Regions from separate parts of the Homo sapiens genome. Here region 2 is linked to region 1. A link is a loop called in an ENCODE intact Hi-C map of the cell type or tissue named here. Cell type or tissue: lower leg skin. All regions are shown on one strand. Links, peaks and the distances in the headings refer to the core of each region. The heading gives the core; the rest is flanking DNA.

Region 1 (10,628 bases), core at 1-8,000:
TCTGCAGGACTTACCCAAGCCTCAGAGAAATATAGCACTCAATGTTTCCCCCAGGGCATGTGGTTTTACAGGGGAGACCTGGCAATGTTAGGCACCAATTTCTGGCCTGGTTATTCTTGCTAAGTTAATACACCCACCTGCCCACCTTTGGAAAGTGCTGCTTTTGTATGCCTCTTGAAATAAGAGCATCCCCATCCTGAAAGAATAAAATAGCCCACTGTAGCTTCCACAGCAGTACTTGACCCTGGTAGGCACTGAGCAGCTGTCTAGTAAATGACCCAGTAGAAATGTTGTCAGCACCAACTCCTCTGTCCCAGCCTTGCATTTGGGGGCACATCTATCGCTTGCTAGCCCTACCACAAACTTCCTAAGTGCACTTGCTCAGGACCCCACAATCCACTTGGTCCCCTCTCAGCTGTGTCCCTTGTTTCCAATGCCAACCAGAGTCTCTGCTCCTCCTGGGAGCCCCATCTGCAGGTCACCCCAGTCCCATCCCCTTTACGCTTCTGTCTTGGAACTTTGGCAAACTGTTGCAAACTGACCCCCCATCTCACGTCGTTCTCTTGCCTCCCACACCTCTCCAAGAACCCAGCATGGGGGCCCACACAAAGGTTTTTTTTTGTTTGTTTTGTTTTGTTTTGAGACGGAGTCTTGCTTTGTTCCCCAGGCTGGAGTGCAGTGGCGCGATCTCAGCTCACTGCAAGCTCCGCCTGCCGGGTTCATGCCATTCTCCTGCCTCAGCCTCCCGAGTAGCTGGGACTACAGGTGCTCGCCACCATGCCCAGCAAATTTTTTGTATTTTTTTTAGTAGAGATGGGGTTTCACCGTGTTAGCCAGGATGGTCTTGATCTCCTGACCTCATGATCCGCCCGCCTCGGCCTCCCAATGTGCTGGGATTACAGGCGTGAGCCACCGCGCCCAGCCCACAAAGGTTCTTAATCCATGTTTATTTGGACAACCCTGATGACACCAGATCAGCTCAGTCCCTCTAGATGCCTTGCCTCTGCCTGGGTCTTGGACATGCCCTGCACCGCACATCCATACTGGAGCTGACGCAGTGCCGGGCTCCCCTGGATGTCCCTGTTGAAGCTGCTGGCATTTCCTTCTGTATGGGGCAGCTCGTTTTCTAGCTGCCCCCACCCACCCCTCTCCAAATACCTGTTGGTTTTCATTTGGGGATACTTACAGGTTTTGCAGGGAGCGCTATTTACTGTGTCTGTAGGATATTAGGATGAATCACGCACTGTTCAGTTTCAGAGGAACTGCCCATAAACATGAAGTAAAATCTCAGGATAACTCCCAAGGGCCAGTTCACCCTGTGCTCCTTGCCCCAGCCTACCCACCTCTTTCCTAATCAGGTGAGGAGGACTTCCAGCAAGCCGTGGCCTTGGCCTGATTGCACTGTGGCTGGCTCTGCCACGGCCGCCTGGACTTCCCAAGGCTCTGCCTGTCTGGACCTAGCAAAACGCAATGCTCTCTGTCCCCTCTGGGATACTACATTTACCAGGTCACTTGTGAAAAATTCCTAGTTCCCTAAATCTCTTAAAAACCAGAAAGTGAGAGAAATAAAACAATTTAATGATGGCTTCCTTGATTTACACACAACTCTAAGACAAGAGGACAAAATTTTCTCTCCATGCACTGGTACAACGAAGTTCAGGGACAAGAGGCAACCCAAGTACAGGGGCTGTGGTGTTCAGATCCACGCTCAGCCTCGAGTCTCATGTTCCAACCGACCGTCTGGCTCAGTGACTGTGGACACTGGGGAGAGGAGGGACTGCCCAGACCCCTCAAGTGCAGGTGAGGGGACCGGCAGCAGAGTATGCATGGGCACTCCATGCCCCAGTGCGAGAAGTGCACAGGGGACAGCGAACACCAGCTTCCAGTGCACCCTGAAGACCCAGTGGGCTCAGGGGGCCCAGCTCTCCCATCAGAGCTGTCCTCAGGGCTGGAGCTGGGGCTGGGGCTGAGGCGCTGGGGCTGGGAGGGAGGTGGTGATAAGAACCACTGCAGAAAGGAACACATGCTGAATGCTGGGCCATGCTTTCCTCCCAGACACTGAGTTCCTGAAGACCCAGCTTTATCTTCCAAGGGTAACAACATTCCCAAGACTCAGAGCTGGAAGGCGGCAAGAGTGGAGCCAGGAGAGACAGATCGCATCCACTCCTGAGGCCGCCTCGAATGTCTCCATTCCCTTCTGGCCTGCCTTCCCCCTCCCTTCAACCCCAAAGACCCAAGAAGACAACAGAGATCAGAGACCACATCCCTCTTCCCTAATCAAAATAGCCAAGTACAACATTTCTAAAGTTAGGGAGAAGGAGGAAAAATGCCACAGGCTTTTAAAGGGAAGACTGGAACCGAGGGAAGGGAGAAGTAGCCCCCTGCTTTGTCCAGCCTGGAAGCTGGCAGCCATGGTGTTGGGGCCTTGACCCAACCACACCAGCCCATCTAGCTGAGCATCTTGTGCCGATCGAAGACTGTCTTCCGCTGCTCCTGCACCTGCAGCTTCCACCGCTGCTGGGCACCTTCCACACGCTCCAGGACTGTGTTTGCTCGGGGTCCCCCGAGGGATGCAGCAGCTGCTGCCATAGAGCGAGCATCCTGTAGTGGGAAGAAAAAAAGAGAAGATCTGGCACGGTAAGCCAGAAGGGTCTTGGATCCTGAAAGTCTGACATGGAAAGAACGAACCCCAAAGCCTTACCTTCCCCAGACTGGGAGGCTGGGCCTCCCCAAGTGCTGCAGGCTGAGGACCTTGCCTTGTCATCTGCAGAGCTGAACACAGTGTGCCAGGTCTGCTGGAAGCCTTAGTGTCTGTAGCATCTGCAGGATGGGGCCCCTGCCCCTCCCTGGGGCCTGGGAAAGGAAGCACTCCAGGAAGAGTAGGTTCTGCTGGGGCTCCAGTTACTGCCACACAGCTAGCTCAAGGGAGGTTCCCAGCCTGAACCCACCCCTCACCATGCCCCATTCCACTATTTCTAACTCTCAAGAAGGATGCTAAGTATAGGCTTCAAGACCTCACTTAGGCAGAGGACTTGATGACATCTGTTGTTTCAGCAATGCACCGAGGTGCCCCCAGGGCTAGTACTAGGCTAGAGAACTCCCCTGCCCTCCACGCCATTGCCCAGGGGACAGGAAGAAGGCCCAGGGGCTAGGGTCTGGCTACCCTGAGATGGCAACACATCTGCTCCAGATGGGAGGGGGCCTACTGAGGAGTCTGCATAGATCCAGATCCATGGGATCTTAGTTTCCCTGGGAAAGAGGGATGTGACATCACTCAGGGAGTCTGACAGGGATGGAAATTCAGAGCCGCCCCAGCATTCCCTTTGCAGAGCCCTCTCTGGCCCATTCCCTCCTTTGATAGCTGAGGACAGCTCAGCTTCCTCCCTATCTGACTCTGCTGATCCCCTTCCCCTTTGCTTTCAGAACTGTTGCTGCCGTCAAAAGCATCCTCCCCTAATTACCACTTCTCTGCCTCTGAAGCTCCGGAGCCTCTGCATTTCCTGCAGGACCTGAACCTGATCTTTGGAGAGAATTAGAGCTGAGGGCCAGGCCCACACCCCCGTGGGGATTTCCTCCCTAGCTTTCCCTGCCTCTCATCTCCTGCCACACATCTCTTAAGGGATTAGTGCACTTCTCTAAGCCCAGAGCCGCCCAGTAAATGCAACTTTGCTTCTAATGCCCCAAGCTGGCACGGCTTCTGTCACCATGCAGCTGCTACGCTGGGGCGAAGGGGGGTGGTGAGGTGAGGGTAGGGTGGACAGAGAACAAGCTGGCAGTGAGGAGGCTGGGAGAGGGTTCATCATCATCCTCTCAGAGCTCTGAGGACTTCATCTTGTGAGTGCTCCTCTCTAAGCTGCGTTAGAGATGGACACTGCCTTCTGGGAGCCTCCCGCCCAGGTCCTGAGGAAGGCTTCCTGTGCCAGGCTAGGTGAGGCTCAGGCAACGCCTGAAAGGCACGTGTGGCCATGTCAGGCAGGGGGCATACTGAGCTTGGAATTAGGACCCCTGGGTTCTGTTCCTGGGCTGGGGATCACCTGCCCCTTCCAGCCTCAGCCTCCCCTAGGCTCGCGTCCCAGGTGGAACTACAGATCCACAGCGGGGGCTGGGAAGGAGACATGGCCTCAGTCACTTATGAGGCTATGTGTCCCTGAACAAGTTACTTTATTTCTCCAAGCTTCAATTTAATGTAGTAAATGTAGTCATTGAGACTTTTTTCTGCTATACGGTCATTAGGAATTATAGTTACCAAATTATCTAACACACACACACACACACACACACACACACACACACACACACACAGAGTGAAAAGAAGTTTCATAAAACAATACTTAGTGTAATGCATTCTGATATTCTTTGCTCTGTTCCATTCCATTTTTTTAAAAATCCTGGTCATGACTCACAGAATTCATTTCATGACCTAATGGCTTGCTTGAAATACACTGGTTTAAGATTAGTAGATGGGTATGGCAAAGTTAAATAACACACATATAAAGCACTTACTATCCTGGCTGTCACAGAGCTAGGGCTCAAGAAATGTTTGGTTTCTTTCTTCCCTAGGAGCGATGACTAATATCAGAGCCTAGCTCTGGAAGCCACTAGGCAGTAAGGCTGGCGGCTGGCTGCCAGGAGAAAGCCTGTGAAAACTGCCATGGCTGCTGCCCCTCCTTCCAGTTCCATGCCTTCCCTGTTCACTGTGCTGACTGAGCTGGCCACAGTGCTAAGACCAAGCCTCCACCCAGTCCTGCCTCAGTGTGGCCGTCTACATGAGGTGGGCACTAAAGACCCATCTGGGAAGCTATTGGCCCACCGGGACTTGGCTCTGGGGGCTGGATTGCCTTCTCTTCTTCTTTCCATTCCCAATCTCATCCTTTCTGGGACCATCTTTCTCATGACAGGGCTCCAGTGTGTGTGTGGGGTGGGGTGCTACGCTTGGAAGGGTGGGGCAGCTTTAGCCCTGCCCTCCTTCCACTGCTCTGTATCTCAGGGGAGCGTCTTGAGAAGGGGAAGCCAGGGAGAGCCCAGAGCACAGCATTAAGGGAACATGCTGAAATTCACCACATTACCACAGTATCATTTGTTTTCCCTTCATGTAAAGTCTTAACAAACAGCTCCTAAGTGGGGGAAAGCTGCCACTGAGAGGCTGAGTTTCCATCGCTAATAGTCTGATTAAAAGGTATTAAAGACTCCACATCTGTTTCAGAGACAGCCCAGAGTGGGGCCTCATCCTTGCTTGCTCTGCAGCAAGTATGGTGGGTGGAAGTGGGAGAAATGCCACCAGTTCCTCCCCTCTCCCTCTGAGGCTGGGCCTCCGGTTAACTCGGGAGCAGAAGGGCAGTTAGGAGGGGAGGCGGGTGGAGCCCCTCCCAATCAGAAAAAGAGCTTGGACATGGATGGATTCCCAGGAGGTCCCCAGGGGGACCAGACCAGTGTGACTATGACAAGTGCCACTATGTGCCAGGCGCTCTGCTAGGCACTTTACACAGATTATTCCCAGGCTTACAACACTGGCAAATGGGTAAAACCATCCCCTATTGTAGCTGCAGAAACTGAGGCTCTGAAAGATGAATCATCTTGCTGCCCAAGGCTGCATGGCTGTTTAGTGGCCAAGTCGGAATTTGAACCCATGTACGTATATCTCTTATCCTAGGACCCAGCTGGATCCTTCTTTGGCTGGTTTCTCCTAAGAGGGAGCCAGCATGGACAACCAAAGAGACAGGCTGGTATATTTCCCCACAGCTAGAGCAAGAACAGAGCACTTCTAAAGGAACCAATGCTCAGGACATCAAGCGAGGCCCTCTTCTCCACACTGGAAGGACCCAAGTAACTGTGTGGATAAGCCCCAGCTGATCAAACTAGCCCTGAGCCCTTCAGGCCGTCCCAGATGAAACCCTCTTCAGTCTGCCCAGAAGCACTGGTTCTGAGCTGGCACTGGACTTGGCCAAAGCCTGATGACAAGGAGACAGGGAGAGTGAGAACCCCACCTCAGGCGGCTCTCCTCTCTCTGGCTGCTCCTCCTCCCTCCTCCCCAATCCCAGGCACAGGAGCATGACCAGGTGGTCTCATCACTTACCAGCCACTCAGCAAAGCATGGTCCTAGTGCAAAGCCCTTCAGCAAGAGGACTATACAGCCTCTCTGAGTTTTCCATGTTTGACCCAAGTCCTTGCTGCTGTTGCTGAGTCCCACTGCACCTCTGCTGCGAGGCTCTCCCTGACCCCTGCACGCTGCGGCTAGGGCCACCTTCCTATGACACACCAACTCATGCTGTTTCCCTGCCCAAAAACCCCAGCTGGGACCCACCTGCTCACAAATAAAACCCTGCTGGGCCTGACATTCAAGGGCACTCCCAGCCTCACCTCCCCCCTTACCCCCCAGCCCAGCCTCTGGCCACACTGGTCCATGCATCCTCTGTCTACCTGCGGTGATCCTCACTCAGGCCCTTGTGCACGCTGCCCCTCAGGCTTCCCTCCAGCAATCATGATGCTACTTAAGTATTAACACCTGATTGAAATAGCGCATTCTTAAGGACGAGCAAACACTTGTAAAGCTTCCATACACACGATCGCAACAGTTATGCTGAGGTAAACATGATTATGTGTATTCCAGACTTAGAAAACTAAACCAGGAGGTTAGCACCAAGGATAGTAAATGGCAGGGCTCGGCCCCTCCCAGGACTGTGATTAACCACAATGCTGTGCTGCCCCACTGGAGGCTCTAGAAGCGTCTGTTGAACCGCACATCTTTCTATTCTGCCCTCAGGGGAGGAGGCCGACTGGATTGCCCTCATCAGTGTGTCTGTTCCGTGTTTCACTGTCAGCTTCCCAGGGCTGGGGTCCTCAGAACACAGCTGCCACCCATGTGCAGACAGGAGGGGAGACTGCTCCTCAGTGGCCCGAGTCTTCTCCCCGGTGCCTGCATGTTCCAGTTCCCATCATCATCATCACCTTTCCTTGATTTCCCTGTATACTCTCTCCCAAAGGGGGCCCAGAACTCTACCCACTGCCCCAGCAGGGTGAGCACTTTGAAGACCTCTCCAGAGCTTGGGCCCATGCTGTGAGCAGCGACATCCCCAGCCTCAGAGAAACCATGTGTCTCTCTTCAAAGAGGGCCCAACCTGCACATCTAAAACAGCTCTGTTTGCCGTTTCTGCCCCAGCAAACATGCTTGCTTCCTCCTTTCAAAGGACGTCTGAGCCCAGGGATTATGCCTAATGCTGCTGGAATCCCAGGGGAGGCAGCGCCCAGCAATCAGGGCCTACTGAGGCTCTGCCAGCGCTTTCAAAGGGAACATGACAAGCTTTCATCTCCCTCCATGAACGGGGCTGAGGCTGAGGGGGAGGCCTCCTCTTCCTCTTCCAGTTCTTTACCCCCTGGGCAGGAGAGCTCCTGGTCACAGGAATTGGGGAGAAGGAACCAAGGGGTCCCTAACCCTGAAAAAATGCCCTGACCTCCAGATCTCACCCCTAACTGGGTCCCAGACTTCTGGGGCGTAGGGCCTGAAAGCTCCTGGAGCCTAGACAGAATTTTCCTTCTAAAGTCATCGAGTTGTACAGGCCTAGGCGAACTTTCAAGGAACCCAAGAGGCCATGTCCTGACTTTGTTCCTCTTGGGGTGAAACCCAGAGACATGGCTACAGCCTAGGTGCTGCTGCCGCTCAGCTGAATGCCTGCCCCCCAGCCCCATGTTTCCCCACATCCCTTTCCTCTGTGCACTGAGAGGGGCAGTAGATTATCCCTCGTCGTCCAGGACTAGGGCCCCCAGTCTCTGTAAAGACAAGCTCCTTGGGTTCTGTCCAGCCCCAATGCCCTGTTCATCCTCCCTGCAGTTCAGCGGTCACTCTCCCAACCACCCTGAGTGGGCACTGAAAATCCCCCTCTGCCAGGAAGCCTTCCTTCCCAGACTAACACAACGAGAAGGGTAACTTTCCGACCCCTTGTCTAGTAAAGAGGGGCCTCCCAAGGCACCTGACTTTTCAGCTGACCACCCGTCTTACGAAGCCAGATCTTACTGCCAGCCTTTACGTTTCCTGCTGCTTTACCTGCTTTTGGCCGTCTTGGGGCTTAAACCCCCGAGGGCAGACATAAGGTCTGTGCAAATCTCAACACTGTGCCACCTGCAGGTTTTCTGAATACACTGAGAAAAGCAGAGTTGCTGAACCACAGACATCTGTGACCTGGAGACCACACAGAATCACAGGAGGTGAGGGGATAGAGAGATGATGCCAAAGAACGGGACTGGGGGCACTTCCTTACCCAGCCAAGGGCACCCAATGAGATCTACCTGCCCCAGGCCACAACCAGCGAGAGTTGGCTGCACCCTAGGTCAGGGTATCAAAGAGATTAAACACAACTTTTTATGAGCTTTTAGAACCTCAGGTGAGAGGTGAGGGCGTGTCATCCTGTCCATCCCAGGGCCGCAACTTCCCCTACAGGAGGGAGCATGGCTCGCCAGCTTCTATGTGCTGCAGCCTATCACAGCCTACTGTCCTCCCAGGCAGTCCTGCCACAGTTACCAAATCTAGCCCTTCTTCCTCCCAAGGCCCCCTCATACAAACAGGCTTCAAATGAGGAGCACTCCAGGTCTCCTGGGGGTAAGAGAGACCTGGGTTCATACCCAGGGACGGCAAGCTGCTCTCCCCAAGCTGCCCTCCCTCTGGCTCCCTGGCTAGGATGGCAGGAGACATAACAAGGCCATGCCCCAGAGCCATGCATTCCACGGAAATCATTGGGCTGCATCTCTCAATTACTACCCCAGCCAGGACTGCAATTACCACATTACCCCTAATCGCTGAGTGTTTATTAGCGATGCTCCTCCCCTATCAGAGCTGCTATTACTCTACATTAATAACCAGGTAGGCACACGAGGTTTCCTCTTGAACACAGACCACCCAACTGCCAGTGCCACCACCTCCCAGGCCCTAGCTCCAATGGGGCGAGGCTCATCCCCTCTGCTCCACCTTCGGCCAAACTCATGTCAGCAGGAGGCTGGGGGCAAACTGGGAGCAGTCCAGGCATGTGCGCAGGGTGGGGCAACACAGCCCTCGAGAGCAGCCAGGCTCCCTCCCTGATCTGCCCTTCTCTTCGCTGTTCATGCTGGCCCAGACCCACATCACCCAGGCAGCTTCACACTTAGACTTGAGCCCCTGGGTCCTCTTTTTGGTGAGGAACTGGCTCATGGTCTTGCAAGGGAGCCCAGCCCACCTACCCCATAGTTAGACCACGCTGTCTACAGGAAGACTCCCAGCCTCCTCCTCATATTGTGTTAAATCTCTCTGTCCCTGGATGAAGCCAAGCTGTCTTCTACAAACTTCTGAAGGCAGCTATCATGCGTCTCCTTTAGTTGTTTTTCTTTTCCTTTAAGCTAAATGACTCTCAGTTTCTTCAACTAATTCTCTGAGGCCTAGCTGAGGCGCTTCCCGACTAGATATTCCTTATGCATACGCATGAGTTCACTCAGGGCATCCCTCCATCAGTCAATAAACAGGAGTATCTTCCAGCAGCAAGGCCCTGGGGACAGAGCTCAGAGTGGAAGCAGCAGCCAACCCCGCCTGCCTTGGCTCCACGCCTCTAAGCAGCCCGCTCTGCTGTCTCATGCACCCAGCTAGCTGGTACATGAGCGCATAAAGGGGGAGCCCGAGGCACACGGGGCTGTGCAGTCCTCACTCAGGCAAGATTCCCCTAGACCACCTGGGGAGTGCAGGGCTCATCACAACTCTGCTCAGCATGGAGGTACACCACGTCTCACTCCCACGAAGAGCCCTTCACCTGAGCCCTCCTGTCCCCCCGGGTTTCCTCGCCATGGTGTCCACAACTTTTTAGTATGAGGATGAATGGGAAGACGGTGACAGCGCTTGTTAACTGCACTGGGCCTGGTCCAAGCCCTGCCAGCTCCCCACCATTGCATGAACTCCTGGAGGCCTTGCAGGCTGTCTGGGGTCAGTGGTTCCCCACTTTCCTTGTCAGATAAAGCCAAACCCCCTTAGCTTGACATTTGGGACTTTTAATAATGTGACCTAAATCTACTGGCCAGCTCTCTTTGCCACTATTCAAACATCTCTACCCTATCCTTGCAACGCTCAAAATTCCTCACACATACTTGGCAATGTCCCCTGCCCGGCACCACTGTCTCATTCCTCTTCCGCTCTTGAAATCCTACATTTCTCCCCAGACCCTGGAGCTCTGGTTTGCATTGAGCAAGTGTTCAACAGATGTTTGTGGAATCACTGGACAAACAAATTAACCTGCTGCCGTCCAGTCCACCAGCAGCTTGTCACCAATGTCTGAGCACACGGGGGATATCATGTGTATCTATGTGTGACTGGCTCTGGCTGGCTGCGCCCCCTCTGCCTGGAAGCACAGTACAGCAGGATGACATGGCTCCCCCGGCTTGTACATGGAGACTGCTTGATGCCCGGTGTCCTGCTTCATCTGGAAGGGCAAAGAGCAGGTCCCTGCTGAGTCTGGGTGATGTGTACGACACTGACCAGAAGAGCAACTTGAAGCATTTTGGGGAGGTGGGACCTGGACCTAGGTGACGCTCCTCTGGGTTTTGCCCTGGGGACGCACATGCAGGGACCCAGGGCCTGGGCACTCAAAGCCCTCTTACCTCATTCTCCTCCTCATTGTGCA
Region 2 (11,294 bases), core at 3,257-11,256, 68 kb after region 1:
TGGCTTATCACCTCATGGCCATAAGAGGGCTGTGGCAGATTCAAACATAATCCATGTTCAAGGTAGGAAGGTGGAAGAGGTGGCCCAGGTCCATCTGCCTCTCTTATTTTTATTTTTATATTTTTGAGATGGACTGGAGTCTTGCTCCATCGCGTAGGCTGGAGTACAGTGGCACAATCTCACCTCACTGCAACATCTGCCTCCCGGGTTCAAGCAATTCTCCTGCCTCAGCCTCCTGAGTAGCTGGGATTACACGCGTTTACCACCATGCCTGGCTAATTTTTGTATTTTTAGTTGAGACAGGGTTTCACCACGTTGGCCAGGCTGGTCTCGAACTCCTGACCTCAGGTGATCCACCTGCCTCGGCCTCCCAAAGTGCTGGGATTACAGGCATGAGCCACTGTGCTTGGCCTTTTATTTTCTATTTTTTGAGACCTGTTGCCCAGGCTGGAGTGCAGTGGTGTGATTATGGCTCACTGCAGCCTTGACCTCCCAGGCCCAAGTGATCCTCCCACCTCAGCCTCCCAAGTAGCTGGGACTACATGCATGTGTCATCACACCCAGCTAATTTTTTTATTTTTTTTGTAGAGGCGGGGTCTCCCTGTGTTGCCCAGGCTGGTCTGGAACTCCTGGGCTCAAGCTATCCTCCCCCCTCGGCCTCCCAAAATGCTGGGATTACAGGCATGAACCATCACGACCAGTCCATCCACCCTTTTTATAGAGGAAGCAAAGGCTTTCTCAGAAATTCCTGGAGCTCATTGGTCAGGACAGTGTCACATGAGCACTGCTAGTTGCAAGGGAAGCTGGGGAAGGTGAGTGTTTAGCTTTTTCAGCCTCTCTAGTGGAAGCAGATGATGAAGAATACAAATGGCTGCAGGATTAGCCAAACAGCAATGTCTGACCTATTTGGCAATATTGGGCCTATACCCTGAAATGGCAGCTCCCAGGTGGAGTGAAAGAGCAGCTGCCCCTTTAGATACTCTTGAGTTTGTTGTGGTTGCCAGTGTCTGCTTCACGCATTTATGCCACCTCCCTGGCCCCTGCGGACACATGACTGGGCCTCCCCTGCATGAGATGATGCTTAGGTTGGTCCCCTTGGTCATGGTAAGGCTCTAGGGTAAAAAGGCTTATGATGGACAGACCCTCCACCCTGCTCCATCCCTCTTGCTGGGATCGTCCACGCCTTAGAGGACAGTGGGGAGAGCAGGGCTCTGGGACTCCATCAGTTTCTCAGGAAGACCATCAACATGTCTTGCTTCTCTCCCTGCTTGTCCACATCGACTCCTTCCTCTCCTCCCTGGATGTTGCAGTTGGCTTTCGGAAGAATCGGAAGAGGCACAGGGAACCGCAGGAAGGTAGGCAGATTTGTCAGAAACCTCCTTGGGGGCCTGTGGGGGATAGGCTACTCCTTTCCTGGTGTTCCCTGCCTGGTTGAGCTACCATGAACACCTTGTGGATCACCACCAGTCTTCAAGAGAGCCCCTTCCAAAGGCTCAGTTGTCAGCATGGACAACACAGAAAAGCTCTGCATCAACCCTCAGTCATCCCACCTGGGACTGAGGCCTCATTCCTGCTCCTTTTTCAGACCTCAGGAAGGAGCTGATGGACTTCCGGAAGTTGCTGAAAAAGAGGTGGGTTTGGGCCTGTCCATGAGGGATTTTGGAGGCTCCCATAGTATTCACCCCCTGCTATTTCCATAAGTAAGCTGGGCTTGAGCCCCACCTCTACCCAACACAGCAGGGAGCTAGACTGCCAGTAGCAGATGGGAGGATGGGAAGGGGACTGAACTGGATGGGAATGGGACAGAGCTCCAGCTCTGCCATTTCAAAGCTCTATATCCTTGAGTTAATCATCTCTCCTCTGATTTCCTCATTTGCAAAATGTGGTGGTCCACCAGAACAATGATGTACTTTTTTTTTTTAAGCAACAGAACAATGCAACACCCACTTTCCCCAGACATCCTACTTAGAAATCTACAATACAAGTTGTCAGGAGCATTTCTCCTGAAAGTTGTGGGGTGAGGCTGAGGCTCGCCCCACCCATCTCTGAATCCTTCTGGCCTCAACAGTGGTCAGTCCCAGAGATTCCAGGCTCTGCGTTTCCTCGAGTGCAGATAGAGCAGCTTCCCAGAACTACTTGGGACACCAGAGCCAGGTGGCCAACAGAGGAGCAGGGATTCCTCTGGCCTCTGACCTGCTAGCCTTGCTCCCCAGGGCCCCACCAGCCCCCAAGAAAAAGATGGACCTTGAGCAGATATGGCAGCTGCTGATGACAGCAGACAGGAAGGACTACGAGAAGATCTGCTTGAAGTATGGCATCGTCGACTACCGTGGCATGTTGCGCAGGCTGCAGGAGATGAAGAAGGAACAGGAGGACAAGATGGCACAGGTGCCTCACCCCATTCCCACCCCTCACTCCATGCCCACCCCACACACCTGGACCATAGGTGCCTCACACCTGGAGGTGGGCTTGGAGGCAGAACTTAGGAAACCAAGTATGATCAAGGGGCCTGTCTCCATCTAGTCCCCAGTGGGGTATCTGGCTAAGGCCCTGGGATCCCAGGTTGGTGTCCTGCCTTTGCAACCTGGTTCTGATACTTACTAAACTCTGGAGCTTTGGAAGGGTTAGGGCCTCTGTATCTTGGTGTCTTCATCTGTAAAATGGGAATTATAGTCATGCCTACCTTGTAGGGTTATTGGGAGGATAAATGAGAGAATGTAATTAAAGTACTTAGCTTAGTGCCTTGATTTTTGCTATCATTATCATTGTCACCAGATTGCGGGGGGGAGGTACCTGGTTTATTTCTTTCTTTTTTTTTTTTTTTTTAAGATGGAGTCTTGCTCTTTCGCCCAGGCTGGAGTGCTGTGGCCGGATCTTGGCTCACTGCAAGCTCCGCCTCCCAGGTTCACGCCATTCTCCTGCCTCAGCCTCCTGAGTAGCTGGGACTACAGGTGCCTGCCACCACACCCAGCTAACTTTTTGTATTTTTAGTAGAGACGGGGTTTCACCGTGTTAGCCAGGATGATCTCGATCTCCTGACCTCGTGATCCGCCTGCCTCGGCCTCCCAAAGTGCTGGGATTACAGGCGTGAGCCACCGCACCTGGCTACCTGGTTTACTTCTAAAGGCTTTCATGGAAGGGAATTTCACAGTTCCCATTAGCACTCTGATCCCAGAATCTTATCAGCTGTACAGGAATTTCTTTCCTGTGTCTAACTTAACTATAGCATAAGTCTAATTTTTCTTCTGAAAATGGAAAACAACTAGTTTTTATTATCCTGAAAATAGTATCTTATCCCCTTGAAAGATAAGCTTCCTTAAACCTAACACCTAGGGTCTCAGCCTTCTCTCCTCCAAGCTTTCTCATTGGCTTTAACACGGGACCTAGCACAGAGCTTTGCACACGGTAGGTGTTCAACTAATGTTCGTTAGAAGTACAGATAGATGGAAAAGCCCCACTGTGTTCTAGCAACTGAACACCTGGGGTCTTTTCTTGGTTGTCTTCCTGATCTGATCTCTCATCTTGGAGAATTTCCTTCCTTGAGGGGCTTACTTTCCCCCACTTGTAAAAGGGGCCAATGCATGCTCATCTGGAACGCTGTGGGCCTGGGATGGTACCAGAGCCTATGAGGGTTCAGAGTACCCCGAAGAGAGAGCTTCATGAGCTCTCCTGCTGGGTGTTTGTCTGCTTTGTAGTACATCAACACCATCTCCAGCTTAAGACACATCAGGGTCACCAAGGATGGGAATGCAAAGTTTGACTTGGAGCTGGATCTCAAGGATTCTCAGAGCAAGATTTACCTGTATAAGGTGAGGCTGGAGGGGCTATGGGTGGGGGGGATCTGGCAGGGATGCTTCAGGTCTAGTGGAGAGGGAACTATGGGTACCCTGCATTCCTCCAAGGGAACAACCAGAGCACACAAGTGGTGAGCCCCTCATCCCATGGAGTTCCTGGCTGGACCTGGACCAAACCCTGGTGTAGACCATCCATCCACAGGGACTTCTTATCTCACACTGAGCAACTGGGCTCTCCAGCTGGGCCTGTGATTCTCTGTAAATTGTGTCTAACACCAGAGCACGGGGGTGAAAAGAGGGTTCTGAGAAAGTGCACCCCTTTCCATCTGAGCTTTCTCTCCAGAGACTTCATACATCCCTACCTGGGCTCTAGGAGTAATTATCTGCCAACCAGATGGGGGCAGAGGCAGGTGGGGAGCAGTTGGTAAAATTTGGCTAGTTCTGTAGCCAAACTCATCCAGCTTCATCACTTATAAGCTGTATGACCTCAGACAAGATACTTATCTTCCCCATGCCTCGGCTTCCTCACTTGTGAACTGGGGATAATATAGGACCTGTCTCATGGTGTACTGCAGCGCTAAATGACATCATGTGTGACTTGCCCCTCCCCTCACCTCTCTGCTTATTCCTGCTTCTCTTCCCCTTGTCCCTCAGTTCCTGGCCCACTGGCCTTGTCCCTGTTCCTTTGCCCAGGTGTTCCCTCTGCTTGGCATGCTCATCCCCGATATCGACAGGGCTAATTCCTTCATGGCAGAGAGACTTCCCTTGGCCACTCCGTGTGATTCCACTATGTCCCTCCAGCCCCACCCTGGCACTCAGGAGCCCTGGACCCATATCTACCTTTTTGTTCCCTAGTTTTCTCTCTTTCTTTCCCTTTCTTTCTTTTTCTTTCTTTCTTCCTCCCTCCCTCCCTCCCTCCCTCCCTCCCTCCCTCCCTTCCTTCCTTCCTTCCTTCCTTCCTTTCTTCTCATTCTGTTGCTCAGCCTGGAGTGCAGTGGTGCAATCTCGGCTCACTGCAACCTCTCCCTCCCAGGTTCAAGTGATTCTCCTGCCTCAGCCTCCCGAGTAGCTGGGATTACAGGTGTTTGCCACCACACCCAGCTAATTTTTTGTATTTTCAGTACAGACAGGGTTTCACCATGTTGGCCAGCTGGTCTTGAACTCTTGGCCTCAAGTGATTCACCCGCCTCAGGCTCCCAAAGTGCTGGGATTACATGCATGAGCCATCACACCCGGCCAGTTCTATTTTTTTCTAACATAAATTATTTACTTATTTATGACATCTATTATTTATATTTTTCCCCCATAGGATTTTAGCTAGTGAGAGCAGGAATCTTTGTTTTATGCATTGATGTGTCCTAAGTACCTGAAACAGTGCCTGGCACACAGTGGGCCCCTAATAAGTATTAGCTATTGTTAATATTCAGCAAGTAGCAAACCTATCTAGGGCTTAGTTAAAGCAGGTATGCATATAGATTACTGGGTTTCATAGAGCCTTATGGATATCTGATGTTATTCTCTGCAAGTTCCTGTTGGTGAATAAGTTGAGCTGGGGCCTCTGGGCCATGGGTGTTGTGTCCGGCCTCCCCTGCTATCCTCGCAGGGCTGCTGGAGAGTAACTCTACTCACAGCCTGAGCTGGAATGTCAGCAACTTCAGGTGCCCCTTTGTATAACACTTGCAGACTTTTCACTCCATGGACATTCCTAGAGCATGGATTCCCATCCAGCTCACAATCCCTGTTCCCATGTTCTCCAGGCCCTGCTGTCCACCCCATCCCAGCTCCTCTATGGTTCCAGGAATCTGTTGTCTGGCGACTGGGCCCGTGGGAGAAAACTGCTGGTTATAGCCAGAATGGGACTGGGGCAGGAAGCACTGAGGACCCACTGAGGCCCGCCTCCTCTTCCTTTTCTGGCCTTAGGATGGTGAGATGATCCCCTATGGCTTCAACAACCAAACCAAGCACTGTCTGCGCCGGCTGGGGAAGCGCTATGAGTTCCAGATTCAAGACCTGAGGCCTGAGGACTCTGGCATTTACCAGGTCAAGGTGGAGGATGCTGTGGTCTTCTCCACAGAACTGGAGGCCAGTGGTGAGTGGTCTACACTGCCGAAGTTGGAGTTGGGGAGATATGTTAGAAATGGAGTCCATGTTGGTGCAACGTGTGTGTTGGGGGGTAAATGTGATGTGGCCCCAGCTGCAAAAGACAATTGGGAGAGGGACACATACCTAGATGGCCAAATTTTGATGCTTTCTGTTTTCCAAAGCCTTGGTGCGAGTTATCTCTCCTGGTGCTGAGCTGGGTTCTACTGAATTACTGTCACAGACATAGAACATATGTGTCATGCCTCTGCTTAGACCTTCTCTAGCCATCAATTATTTTCAGATCAGATCCAGACTAATTGCACAGCCTCTAGAACTCCTTTCTGTTGCATGTCCTCATCTCCCACAACACCCTAGCAAGAATCTCTGGGTTAGGCATCCTCACGCTCCATACAGACCTTTCCTTTTCTGCTTCCTGTATTCCTTCCCCATCTAGGAACTGACACTCCTCCTTCATCAAACTCTGTCCCATCCCCATGAGTACCTGTGTCCACATCACTCTCAGAGCACCTGCCAGCTCAAGGGGGTTCTTGAAAGGACAACGAGAGGCCTGGGGAAGGGAGCTTTGGACAGACATGTCGTAAGAACATGGCTGAATCAAAGTTGGGGGAGAAAAAAGGGGGTTATGTGCCCCAGCACGGGGGAGGTGCCCAGATGGGGCTTTGGAAAGCCTGAAAACAGTGCAGTTTGGGAAAAGAAGTATGGGTTTGGGAGTCAGCCAGACCTGGGTGTGAATCTTGGTTTCTCTTAACTGCGTAAGACTGGGGCAAGTTATTTAACTTTTTAAGCCTTAGTTTTCTCACCTGTAAAAAGAAATTAATAATACTTATCTTGGAGATGGTCACAAGGATGAATAAGATAAACTACCGGCTCTTAGCATAGTGGTTTCCTTCATGCATCCACCTTGTCCCTAAATATAACTTTTGGGTTTGGAAGTATAGAATCCCAGAGCTGAAAATAAGCCTCATTGCTCATAACTGTAGCCCCTCATTTTACTTGGGGGGAATTGACACCTGAGGTCCAGAGGTGACCTGTCCAAGGTAACATGGGGAGTTTGTGGCTGAGCTGGTCTAAGCCAGGATTTCTGAATGGCCAGCCTTGCTGCCTTAGGTCACACTGTGTCATACCATCAAGCTGATATCCCCATTCCTATTTCCCCGGCAGCCATCCCCCCAAGAGTGGTGGTCCCACTGGCGGAGACCCACTGTGAGGAGCAGGGTGACGCAGTCTTTGAATGTACCCTCTCCAGCCCCTGCCCTAGTGCAGCCTGGCATTTCCGGCACCGGCTACTCCACCCCAGTGACAAATATGAAGTGTATGTGTCCCCTGACGGGCTGACCCACCGGCTGGTGGTGAGGGGGGCACGTTTCTCAGACATGGGCCCCTATTCGCTGGGCACCGGGCTCTACACTTCCAGCGCCTGGCTGGTGGTTGAAGGTGAGTGCTTCAAAACTCTGTCTTTCTCTGCCTCCAGGGAAGACCTTGGGGCTGCGGAGGCATGAGGAAGGCGAGGCAGTGGGATTTCCTTTGGTCAGAGAGAATAAGGAAAGCTCCTTAGATTATTCTCCACCCACTGCAGTGCAGACCTTCATGGCCAACCCAACCCTTCTCAGCTGTGCCTGCTCTACTGGGTCTCTTGGAATTACTTTGGGGCACAGATGGCTCTAGGGTCCTAGGCAGCCTTGGGACAGTGGCCCAGGTTCAGTCTGGATGAGAAGCCCCTGCACCAGACCAGAGAGCACTCTCAAACTTCCCTGGGGATAGAAATTTGCGTTCCAGATGTTCCCAGGAAAGTGTAAATTGGACATAAGTAAGGCAGGTGGTTGAGCAAGTCGATATTTTAAAAACCATGCACCTGCTGCGGCAGTTTGATAAACAAATGACTTTTGGCTTATGCGTTTTCTCCAAAACCCTCATGAAGCCTATAGCAGGGTGGCCTGCGGGTATAGGACTAGGGAGGTGGTGATGGGATTCACCCATCCATCCCTGGAACACCCTGGCTTCCTTCCCAGGTGGTCACCTTGCTTCTCTCCTGGGGAAGTCCAGGTCAGGCAAGCAGCTGGGCTCAGGCAGGTGCTTTGGCCGGATTTAACAGGAGTTTTGGTATTTTCTCTTGTCTCTCCATGTGGGCACTGACCTTCCATATGAATAACCCCTCACTGAAGCTGGGAAGGATAAAGACCTTCAGTCCACAAGTGCTGACCACAAACTGCAGAGGCAAGGAGCCCAGGCATCAGGAGCAGAAGAGTCTGGGAGCATCGAGAGCCAGGGAGAGAAATCCAGAGAGCAGGGCCCCAGGGGGGGCTCCCTTGAAGGGGCTGGGCCGGCTTCTGGGCTCCAGCACATAGCCAGCCCAGACAGGGATGGCCTTGGCAGACATGGCTACTCCTTGATGGGGGACAAAGGGACAGCTGACTCAGCCTGGGGCCCTGGACAGGAGGGCGAGGGCTTTCCAGTAGCAGAGGGAAGCAGAGCCACTCTTCCCAGGGAAAATCAATCCCACAGAGAGGGAGGCTGGGCCAGAAGCCTTGCAGAGAGGCCCCATCTACAGGGAGAGAGCTCAGAATCAGGGTTGGGCCTCCCAGAAAAACAACAGCAAGATCGTGGCAGAGACAGCAACAGTGATGAATGCTGGAGGAAAGCAGGAGGCTGGGAGGCTGGGTCCAGTCGGCTTCAGGCTGGAGGACTGGGGAGCAGCAGGGAAGGAAAGGAGCACAGAGGGGACAGTGGAAGACAACTGGACAGGCATGCCCCAGAGCAACTGTGGGATGCTCGACTGGGACCTGGGAGAGGAAAGAGCGACCTGCAGGGATGCCAGTCTGATCCTGTAGGGTCCTGGCCAAGAGGAAAGCAGATAGAGATTTCACAGGATGACAGCCTGGCTGAGATGGACAGAGGGGATGCTCCAAGTAGGGAAAGGGGGAGAGGAATAGTAGTGTGGGGTGGTGGGACTGGCCTGGGAGAAGCTGGAGACAGCAATGGGGCAGGAGGTCCTGGCACCCTGGAGCTTACTGGAGGAAGAGGTTCTGGCTCCAAGGTGGGCATGGCCCCTGAATCCTGGGGTTCTCAGGGAGGTAGAGATGCTGACTATGGGGAAGCCAGGGGCTACTGGGGGTCAGGAGAGTTGCTAGAACAGATACCTGGAGGCAAGGACTTCCAGGAACCATCAATATCAGGTGGTAGAAAATTCCTTCTGGGAGATGGGAGTCCTGAGATCAAAGCTGAAGACTCACTGCAGGAGGCAGATGGTATATGCCGGGGGGAGTCTGTAGTTACAGGAAGTGCCTACAAAACTGGCCCTGGAGGCCCAGGAGACCCCAGAGGCTGCGAAGGTGTCCTACAGGAGCTCAGGGGAAGGGATGGCCAGGAAACAGCTTGGGCCTCGGGTGAGGTAGAGTATGACCCCAGAAGCTTCCAGTCTTCCCAGGGCTGGACAGCAGGTCACAGAGCAGCAGGGGGTATTGGCAGAATAGAATCTAAGGGCACAAGTCCTTGGGATGACACACCATCTAGCCTCAGAAAAACTGGGGCCCACCATGGGCCTGGAGTGCTGGGGCCCAGTGGAGGACAAGAGGGTATGGGTGGTATCTGGGTGGCTGGACTGACGGAGTCTGGTCAGGGGGTGGATGCCAGAAGCCACTGGCTAAGTAGGGCTCCAGGCCTGGGTGCTCAGGGATCTGGGGGGACACTAGGAGATAAGAAAGGATTAAGAGGTCCTGGGTCAATAGGGTCTGAACCAGATTTCTGGAATGGGTCAGGGAGCTCCAGAGTAAAAGGACCCAGAGGTGAGACAGGCTATAAGGATGGCTTGGAAGGTCCCGGGAGAATGGAATCTAGGTACGAGGGTGGCTTAGGATATTCTAGGGAAATAAGCTCTAAAAGCGGGGCTGGTTATAGCTATGGCTCAGGGGTTCCAGGAGAAATGGGGTCCGGCCATGGTGCTGGTTGTAGAGTTTCCCCTAGGGCACCTGCGGGAGTGGAGTCTGAGGAAGGGGGTGGGTACAGGCATGGCTCCGGAGCGCCTGGGGGAGTGTGGTCTGGAAATGAAGATTCTGGCCCTGCAGGAGGAGGGTCTGGGAGAGTTGCCAGTCTTAAAAATGGCTCAGGTGGTCCTGATGGAGCACCCATGAATGACACCAGGAATTGGGCCTCTGCATGCCAGGCAGGCATGGACCCTAGGGGAGGGCACCATTCAGATGGTGGCCTAGGGAGTCCTGGGGTGACAGGGTCTGCGGGTAGAGGTGGTCTCAAGGCCCCTGGAGTAGTGGAGACTGTTGGGATGGGATGTGTGGAAGCAGAACCAGAGAGCTCTGGAAGAATAAGGCCTTGGGGTCAGACTGGAAATTATGGGGGCTTCAGAGCCTCAGAGGCCCTGGGGGCCTTTGGAGAAGGAGGCTATGAAGATGGCTCTGGGGGTCCAGGAGCCATGGGACCAGGGTCTCTGAGGGCAGGAAGCAAAGTGGGTGAGGGGGATGGGACAAGATGCCCTGGTGCTAAGGCCTCTGGAGCTGGAGCTGGTTATAGGGATGATACCAGGCACCCTGAGTCACTCGCACCTCACAATGGGGCCGCTTCTGGGAGCCAGTGGGCTTATGGGGCTGGCAATGTGCTGGGTTATGAGGATGGATCAGAACTTCCAGGGCCTCAGGGAACTGGGGTCAGAACAGCCTATGGAGAAAGGTCAAGGGGCCTTGGGCCTAGGAGTACAGGGCCAGGGGGTGAGGCAGGCTTTAGAGATGGTTCAGGAGGCCTCCAAGGAATGGGATCAGCAGATGGGCCAGGTTGTAGGAAGGGTATTGGGAGTTCTGGGGAAATGGGGTCAGTGGATAAGGAAGGTTATAAGAAAGATTTGGGGGCTCCTGAGAATATGGGTTCGGGGAGCAAGGCAGATTATAGGGATGGTGTAGGGGGTTCTGGGGCAATGGGGTCAATGGATGAAGCAGGTTATAGGAAAGATTTAGGGGCTCCTGAGGGAATAAGTTCAGGGAGCAAGGCAGATTATAGGGGTGGTTTACAGGATTCCAGGGAAGCGGGTTCAGGGAGCAAGGCAGATTATAGCGGTGGTTTAAAGGGTTCCAGGGAAATCGGGTCAATGGATGAAACAGATAATAGGAAAGATTTGGGGGTTCCTGAGGGAATGGGTGCAGGTTACAGGGCTGGTTTAAGGGGTCCTGGGGAGATGGGGTCACTGGATGAGTCAGGTCATAGGAATGGGATTGGAGGTTATGGGGAAATGGGGTCAGGTTATAGGGAGGATTTGGGGGCTCCTGAGGGAATGGGCACAGGGAGCAAGGCAGGTTATAGGGATGGCTTAAGGGGTTCTGGAGAAATGAGGTCAATGGATGAGGCAGGTTATAGGAAAAATTTGGGAGCTCCTGAGAGAATGGATTCAGGGAGCAA

Evidence for each region. A loop is a pair of places that touch in the nucleus more often than their neighbours do. Peaks named below come from ENCODE experiments on the same cell type or tissue, not always from the same donor. Only the 100,000 strongest peaks of a DNase experiment are listed, where the experiment ranks them.
Region 2: it touches region 1 in a loop (2.5-fold over the local background); 3 of 110 quality-filtered maps call a loop at or near these places.

Annotation. Positions count from the first base shown.
Region 1 is chr1:201,133,215-201,143,842 of GRCh38, forward strand. It overlaps TMEM9 (transmembrane protein 9), which reads right to left. Exons shown (of 5, transcript NM_001288565.2): 4 at 10,606-10,628; 5 at 1,558-2,601. The coding sequence ends at 2,449. Among named protein-coding and RNA genes, the nearest start is that of ASCL5, 11 kb to the left of the region's middle. RefSeq lists a silencer at 1,333-1,539. In lower leg skin, for the core only: no CTCF peak of the experiment used is centred there; DNase peaks (open chromatin) are centred at 4,632 and 6,393.
Region 2 is chr1:201,198,024-201,209,317 of GRCh38, forward strand. It overlaps IGFN1 (immunoglobulin like and fibronectin type III domain containing 1), which reads left to right. Exons shown (of 24, transcript NM_001164586.2): 6 at 1,311-1,355; 7 at 1,586-1,631; 8 at 2,214-2,388; 9 at 3,696-3,809; 10 at 5,715-5,883; 11 at 7,059-7,331; 12 at 8,060-11,294. Among named protein-coding and RNA genes, the nearest start is that of IGFN1, 13 kb to the left of the region's middle. In lower leg skin, for the core only: no CTCF peak of the experiment used is centred there; no DNase peak of the experiment used is centred there.